Linked DNA regions of Homo sapiens: region 1 is linked to region 2. The links are chromatin loops, found by intact Hi-C in ENCODE. Cell type or tissue: GM12878. All regions are shown on one strand.

Evidence for each region. A loop is a pair of places that touch in the nucleus more often than their neighbours do. Peaks named below come from ENCODE experiments on the same cell type or tissue, not always from the same donor. Only the 100,000 strongest peaks of a DNase experiment are listed, where the experiment ranks them.
Region 1: a loop joins it to region 2, with 2.0 times the contacts of the local background. A loop is called at or near these places in 1 of 110 quality-filtered maps.

The regions. Positions count from the first base shown.
Region 1 is chr7:39,305,097-39,309,096 of GRCh38, forward strand. All of the region lies in intron 4 of POU6F2 (POU class 6 homeobox 2), which reads left to right. Among named protein-coding and RNA genes, the nearest start is that of SNORA20B, 22 kb to the right of the region's middle. In GM12878, no CTCF peak of the experiment used is centred here; no DNase peak of the experiment used is centred here.
Region 2 is chr7:39,357,770-39,361,769 of GRCh38, forward strand. The region is part of intron 5 of POU6F2 (POU class 6 homeobox 2); the gene reads left to right. Among named protein-coding and RNA genes, the nearest start is that of SNORA20B, 31 kb to the left of the region's middle. In GM12878, a CTCF peak has its summit at 112 (motif pointing left); a DNase peak (open chromatin) is centred at 2,204.

The DNA.
Region 1 (4,000 bases), 53 kb before region 2:
CAATATGTAACTTACAGGCTAAAATCATCATCATTACCATTGTTGGACATCTAGTGCTGAGATAGGCTCTTTAGAAACATGATTTCATTTCATCTTCACAGGCACTTTACTTAAGAAGGTATCATTTCCTCATTTTACTCTTGAAGAAGCTAAGGCTTAATTAAATCAAGTAACTTGCCCAGGGGCATACAATTAGGAATAATAATGTCTCTAATTTTGCACTTCTTACTGTATAATCAATGACAATTCCTATCTTGTTGTTTTCTAAAATGTGATTAAATCAAAATGTATGTAACTCAAAAATGCCTTCTTATAACTCTTAAACAGTATTTTTTTTAAAAAGTCAGAATGGCCCTCCAGCTTTATATTGGGTTTATTATCACAAGACCAAGAGGAGTTAGCCTACTCACAAGCATTCATGCCGCAATCAAGATGTGTAGACAGATGTGCAGCAAGTGTCTGCACATTTCCTGGTATTTGTGGTTATTTGCTGTTATAGTCCTCAGCGTTAAAATTCTGAAGTTTCCAGGTATTATAATTGCATGGGAGGACTTCTGTAGAGGCTTTTCCCCTGCTGTGCAATTCCAATGAGAACATACAGTACGACCTGAAGGAAAACAGTTGGCTTAAATTGACAATATTATATCTCTCTGAAAATGTAAGATGGTAAACAGGCCTTTGCTAATGTTCTTCAATGTGCAGAGAACATCCTGAAGCCTGATACTTTGAATTGTCATGTATGTGATTTCCACTGAATATTTGTAAAAGAAAAAGAGAAATGAACTAAATTTACTCTTAGAAAACTTCTAAGTTGGAGTAGAATAGTAAATCCTTTAACCACTCTGAAATATGACTCAATTTCTTTTCCTTCCAGAATAGCCCTTCTTACAATTTCCTTTTCTTTCCCTTTAAAAAAAAAATCTATAGTTACTTAACTGTAGAGAGAAACATTCCATTTGCAAATTTAGTCTGTGAAATCCTATATCCATGAGCAATGTCTAAAATTTCCCAGCTTCTAATAAATAGAAACCAGGTTCACAAATCAAGAGAACCCAACACATTAAATCAAGAACTGCCAGCCTGTCAGTAGCCAATAAATTAGCATTGTTGAAAATAAAGTCACGCTTGCTTATAAAAGCAGCTATTATGGATGAGTCTAAGAATTTGACCTTCCAACAGCCGTGGTGGCATAAACTCACAAAGGAAATAATAGCTATCACTCATTGAATATCTTCTGGTATCCAGACACTTTACCCACAGCATTGCATTCATTCGTCCTAGCATTCTTGCAGGTGGGTATCATTAAGCTTGCTTTATGGATGAGGAAACCGAGGTTCAGGAGGTTAAGTAACATAGCCAGGGTCAGATTTAAACATAGATCTCCAAAACCCATGCTCTCCCAGCTACGCCATCCTACCACTATTACATCACTAACAAGGTGCCAGTTGGGGCTCTTCTGCCTGGTTCTACTTTCTAGAATGTATTAACCACACTCTGTCATCATTGTAATTATTGCCTTCGAGTTTTTAGGTCTAGTCTCACTTTTGGGGTCACTACCTAATCTAGATACCTAGCTAAATTCAGAAAAAGTGGCCAGGAATGTAGGATTTCTGCAGAATACCAAAAGCCTAAGGACTTTCTTTCCAAATAAAAGATATGCTATTTGCATACGCTTTCAGCATGTCTGGAGCATGATTTTATATACTAATCCTTGGATAGGAGACCTCTGGCCAAACTGGAGTTGTTGCTTTCCATTTACTCTGCCAGAGGACCCTGTTTCCATCCACGTTAGGATTAAGATTGTTTCTTGATTTCTTTGCTCCTGTTTGTAATGGGCTTTACTATTGCAATCTTTCAGCTCTGAATTAGGATCAGAATTTTGAAGGGATCCATTAGAAGGGGTGCAGGGGATGTCACTCCACTGAAGTGTTTGAGGACATTGGATTGTTCAGATGTCCAAGAGACCCACCAAATGATGGCTTGAGAGATGTTGATTTGCATTATAAAATGCCCTCAGAAGACTGTTTCTGCAGTGACTGTTACACATTTAAAATAATTGTTGGCCAGCCACCACCTCTTAAAACATCTTTTTGCTAGGTCAATATTTAATAGGTCAGAATATTCTTTCTACAATGGCAGCTTTGGGATTGTAGATCATGAAGCATGTATAATTTTCGGAACTCTCTTTAAGAAAAAGAGTACCAAATTAAGAATACAAAATTATGTATTAAAGTTAATATTTTTTAGAATAAGAAAAAAATCACAACAAATTACAAATGTAAAAGTTAGAAAGGCCATAAACATCACAAAATTCACAAATATAATCTATCATACTCGATAATATTTCCTAAGTTTTTTGGTTAATACCTTTTACTGCCTCTTCAGATGACAAAAATTGTGCAATCTCAATTTCCATAGAGATGATTGAAGATAATTTTATACTTCCTCTGTCATGATTAATCTTTTTTTGAAAAATTATTCATTCTTACAAAAGTTTCTTAGAGCTTCATGTGTTATTGGTAAGTAAAGTTTTAGGATTATTGTCAAACAAAAAAAGTCCTCAATTAAGTTACTTTCATTATAAAAGTTACAAGATTTAGACCAGGCATGGTGACTCCCACCTGTAATCCCAGCATTTTGGGAGGCCAAGGTAGGCGGGTCAGTAGTTCAAGACCAGCATGGTCAACATGGCAAAACCCCGTCTCTACTAAAAATACAAAAATTAGCCAGGCATGTAGTCCCAGCTACTCAGAGAGGCTGAGGCAGGAGAATCCCTTGAACCCAGGAGATGGAGGTTGCAGTGAGCAGAGATCGCGCCACTGCACTCCAGCCTGAGTGACAGAGCAAGATTCCGTTTCAAAAAAAAAAAAAAGAGTTGTAAGATTTAGAAGAATATTTCATAGACTAGCTTCTGGCTTTGCATATATCAACTGTTGCCTCCACTGTCCACCTACTTCCAGTGCCAGGTGCCACCGAACAAAGTCCTATGGCAGTGCATATCCATGTCCCAAAGGGGTAGAAGGACTTTCTACACCAAGATATTTCACAGTAACTCAGCTATTCATAGAAGGAACTGCAAACCACGTAAAGACATCTCAGTCTTGACAACCATTGCTGAATATATCCCCAACTCAAGTTCCTCACAAATGCCCACAACCATTCCAAGTACCCCCAACCTAGGGCAGTGTTGGGGTGGGGGCACGGATGGGGATCAATGTGGAAAAAGACAACAGAGGCTGCCACCTGCAGTTAAATATCTCAGTGAAACGTGTGATCAGGAGGACATGGTGTGAGGGCCTCCCCCAGGTGCGTAAGCTTCCCATGAGGGGCCCTGGGACGTAAGCTTCATCAGCTTCATGGTAAAAAGGAGATTGTCAGCTCTGGCCCTACACACTTCCTAATCTAGAACCCACGGAAAGTTGGTCCTGGACTACAGATGTGAGTAAGAATTGAGCTCATGTCTCTAGGTAAAAATAACCTCAGAATTCCAACTGGAATATCAGAACATTATTCTCAAAAACAATAGGATTTAGGGTTTCCATTCTTCCTGTCCCCTCTCTCATACCAGGCAGAAGAAGTAGAACGTCATCCAGCTCAGACTGGAGGCCATTGCTCCTGGGGGCAGCCAAAAAAGGTGTATTCTGCTCCACTAAGCCAGGGCTGAGGCACGGCAGGAAGTGGGCGCCCTGTGCCATGTACCCCACCCCATCCCAGGAAACATCATCTGACTGCCCATCACTAACTCACTTCCTTCCCCCTGCGGGTGCCAGGAATTGATCCGCCTACCTTCCTACCCACTTTTCACGTCAGCCCAGGGTTCTGATGGCCATTTTGGAAAGCAGCATCTCAGAACTTCTCCCTCAGTGTCCTGTGGCGCAGCCACACGCAGAGACACACGCCACCTTTATGAGGTTTTCTACACAGATGTTACTGCTCGCAAGCGGCCATTCAAAGTCTTCTTCTGTGTCACCCACCCTCCTGTTTGTTTGCCCCCCATGTA
Region 2 (4,000 bases):
AATGCCATGTTATGAAAAGGTTTGCAGGTGGCACGGAGGGGAAGGGGCAAAGGGTTTCATAAACAAGGGTGGGGGCTTCAGAGTACGAATTGCTCTAGCGCCCCCTCTGGTGGCCTCTGAGGGTGCTTCAGAGCAGTCATGATTCCCAGATTGGCCACATATCAAAACCACCTGCAGAGATTTCTTCTCAGATGAATTTTGAGAGAAAGAGAGAGAGTGAGCTAGGAGAATTGGACCTGTAGATCAAAAGACACAGCACCAATCTCATTATGTGAGCCTTATTTAGATTACAATTCAAGCAAACTGTAAAAAAGAAAAAGCATGACATTTATGAGACAATTGGAAGTATGACCACTGACTGGATATCTGATGATACGAAAGAATTATTTTTAATATTTTTTGGTGTGATAGTGATAGGTAGTTTTTTTTTAACAGTAGCTTTTGAAGATACCTACAGAAATACAAATGAAATGATGGCATGCCCTAGGATTTTTTTCTAAAATGATATTGAAGGAAAAAGAATAATGTGGGTGGACGTGTTTGGGTGGGGTACAGATGAAAGAATATTGGCCATGAGTTGATAATTATTGCAGCTGGCTGATGGGTCCATGTGACCTAATTATACTATTGTGTCTTACTTAGATGTATTTAAAATTCCTCATAAGAAAAAATTAAATAAAAAAGTTTTAATCAGATGGGGACTCTTTAATAACACAAATTCTCCTCGCCCAACCCAGTAACTGCAAAATCAGAATGTCCTGGATGCAGCCAGTGATTCTGATGATCAGCAGGGTTTAAGAACTACTGCTCTATAAAGTTGTAAACAATTTATTAATAAAGAGATGTTATTTAAGGCTCAAGGGCAATACACAAACAAATGGTTAATGGGTTGAGCTATAGCATTGTGAGAAACTGGGGTTTTTAACAGAAAGATTGAGTAACTGAAGATGATTGTTCATTAATATCAGTTAATATTTCCTCAGTGATTCTCTTGAAGAGTAGAGGAGTCGGATCAGGTGTGCTTTATGGTCCTGTCAGACTCTGAGATCCTCTGGCTAACCCTGAGAATAGGACAAAAGAAAGTGGAGCTGTACTTCTGTATTTAAAAAAAAAAAAAAAAAAGAGTATGACAAGAAGATGCTTTTATTGTCCCATGAATTAAACTTTGGAACAGATAATAAAGAAAAGTTAAAATGTCTTCTTGGCAGCATGTTAAACACAGGCCAAAACCTTACTGCATAGATCTGTGAGTCTTATTCGCTTCTGTTTCCTTCATGCCTAATATGGAACCTAGAACATGGTACATATTTAATGTGGCTATTGAGTGCTGTGACGTTCTCAAGTTAGTTTGCTTCTTAAGGTGATTCCCTTAAGAAAATGATTTTTTTTCTGGGTTTAGTATGAGAGCAGAAAGAAGGAAAGTAATACAGAAGAGGTACCTAACAACGTGTTAGACAGTATGTAAAGGATTTGCTCATCTACACCAAGTTTGGTTTTGCAAAGAGAGGTACCACTTCTAAGCCTCATTGTTGTTTGATCATCTCATTGGCCCCAAGGATTAGGCATGGCCAGTAGAGAGAAACACCATATAACCCAACAAGATACTCATATATTTTAAACATCCTCTGGATTTATTATAGAAAAATATTTTATTATAAAAGTTTACAGTTTGGGGTTTTCTCTACTAGAACTGTAAACAGCCTTTGTATTAAAATATTTTTATGTAAAATATATGCTCTCCTTCCTAATTTATGGAAATAGGAAAATTGGTACATTGGAGGCTTTAATTAATTAAATTATCACATTTCTAGACCAAAGAGATAGGGAGACATAGCAAAAAGCTGGAGGAATGAAGTCTCGTTTTATTTTTTAGATTCCAGATGCTTTCTGTAACAGTTGATCAGGGAGCTGTCAAATGCACTGATGAGAGGTTTCCCAAAGTTAATTTTTCTCATAATACAATAACCAAATTTGCTTTAACACTTGAAAAGGCCCATCCATACTAAAAAGAATCAGTTGCTTAATCCTAAAATTAAAGGTTATTGCATGCAAGAGAAAATAATTACATGCTCAAAGTATGGAAAAAAGAAAACTTTTTTTAATATGTAGGTATTTGTATAATTAAAGACTAATCAAGCATGAAGGGCTGCTGACTAAACCAGAAAATGAGGTTGTTGGCAAGCAATATTGTAATGTAAATGCCATTTTTGTTTAACTACTAAGAAGCTGGAGAAATGATATCCTGAACAGATTAAAAGCAAACAGCATTGATAATAAATATTTATCAGATTTCAAATGCAACACAGAGAATTTTTATATTTTACATGCAAGATTTGTTTGCAGTGAAGTATTCAGGTACTTTTCAACAGGGTAGTTAACATCCTTATTTAGAATTGCATTTTCAGATAGTATCTTCCTACGGTTAAGGTACATGTGAAATATTAACCAAGGGAAAGTGCTCCTTTTGAGATATACTGCCCACAATGCAGTTACCTATTAATTATGATTTTGAGAATTAATTAGTACTAGTTAACTTGGTGTTAGGCAAATACTTTCCAATGAATATACTGAATGTACTTTTAGAGGGAGAGAGACGAGATACAAGCCATACACAGTTGTTAAAACAAAGAAAATAGAAACGTTAATGTAAAATAAACGATTTATCTAAACTTCAAGCACATGATTTAAAGTAGAAAGAGTAGAAACCTTGAAGTTACACATAAACATTCTGAGGCTTTCTACCGCTACCCTGTAAAATATCACGTAGGGCACTCGTTTTGTTACCAGAAAGGGGTCCAGATCCAGACCCCAAGAGAGGGGTTCTTGGATCTTGTGCAGGAAAGAATTCAGGGTAAGTCCATACAATAAAGTGAAAGCAAGTTTATTAAGAAAGTAAAGAATGAAAGAATGGCTACTTCCATAGGCAGAGGAGCCCCGAGGGCTGCTGGTTGCCCATTTTTATGGTTATTTCTTGATGATATGCTAAACAAGGGGTGGATTATTTATGCCTCCCCTTTTAGACCATATAGAGTAACTTCCTGACATTGCTATGGCATTTGTAAACTCTCATGGTGCTGGTGAGAGTGTAGCAGTGAGGACAACCAGAGGTCATTCTCATGGCAATCTTGGTTTTGGTGGGTTTTGGCCGGCTTCTTCACTGCAACCTGTTTTATCAGCAAATGACCTGTACCTTGTGCCAACCTCCTATCTCATCCTATGAGTTAGAATGTCTAACCATCTAGGAATGCAGCCCAGGAGGTCCCAACCTTATTTTACTCAGGAATTCAACAGGAAAGAAAGAACATACCCCAAACAGGCAAAAGGTTTTAATCTAATGAAGCCCTCACTGTCTATTTGTAGGTGGTGATTTCCCTGTATTCAACTGTGCTCAGCCTTGATTTCTCTTATAAATCAAGATTGGCTGCATAAATGTAGCTGTGAGCTCTGCAAAGCGGACTCCTTGACCCACTGATTAAAGTATGAATGCATTAATTTAAAGTAGCTTTTAAAACTCAGGTATTGTACTCAGCAAGTATGCTGTTTTTCTCCCACCACAAAGCATAATTAAAGATAAGTTTTCAGGAGAAGAGGCAAGGCTGTCATTTTTTTAACCTTCAGAAACACTAGAAGATTCACTTTTCAGTTTCTAAATTAGAATCCGTCAGTTTGACTGCCTCTGTTTCTTTTGGATGTAATGCCTATGATATGTGATCCAGAAAGCTGAAAGCATGCAGACCTACTAAAATGCATTTGGGGATTTTCAGAAACAGATTATTGAGTGACAATATGATAGCCTTCAGGCTTGCTGCTGGAAATTATTATTTAACTTATTTTCCTCCTAATGTGTTAGTAACATGTACCTATTTTCTGAAGACTGCCGAACACATCATCAAATGACAGTTCAAAAAACATTTTTAAGTTTATTATTTTTCTTTTTATGTAACATACTTTGAGAGCCAGGAAACAACATTAAAAGATGTGTTTCTCTCACCATTTCTCC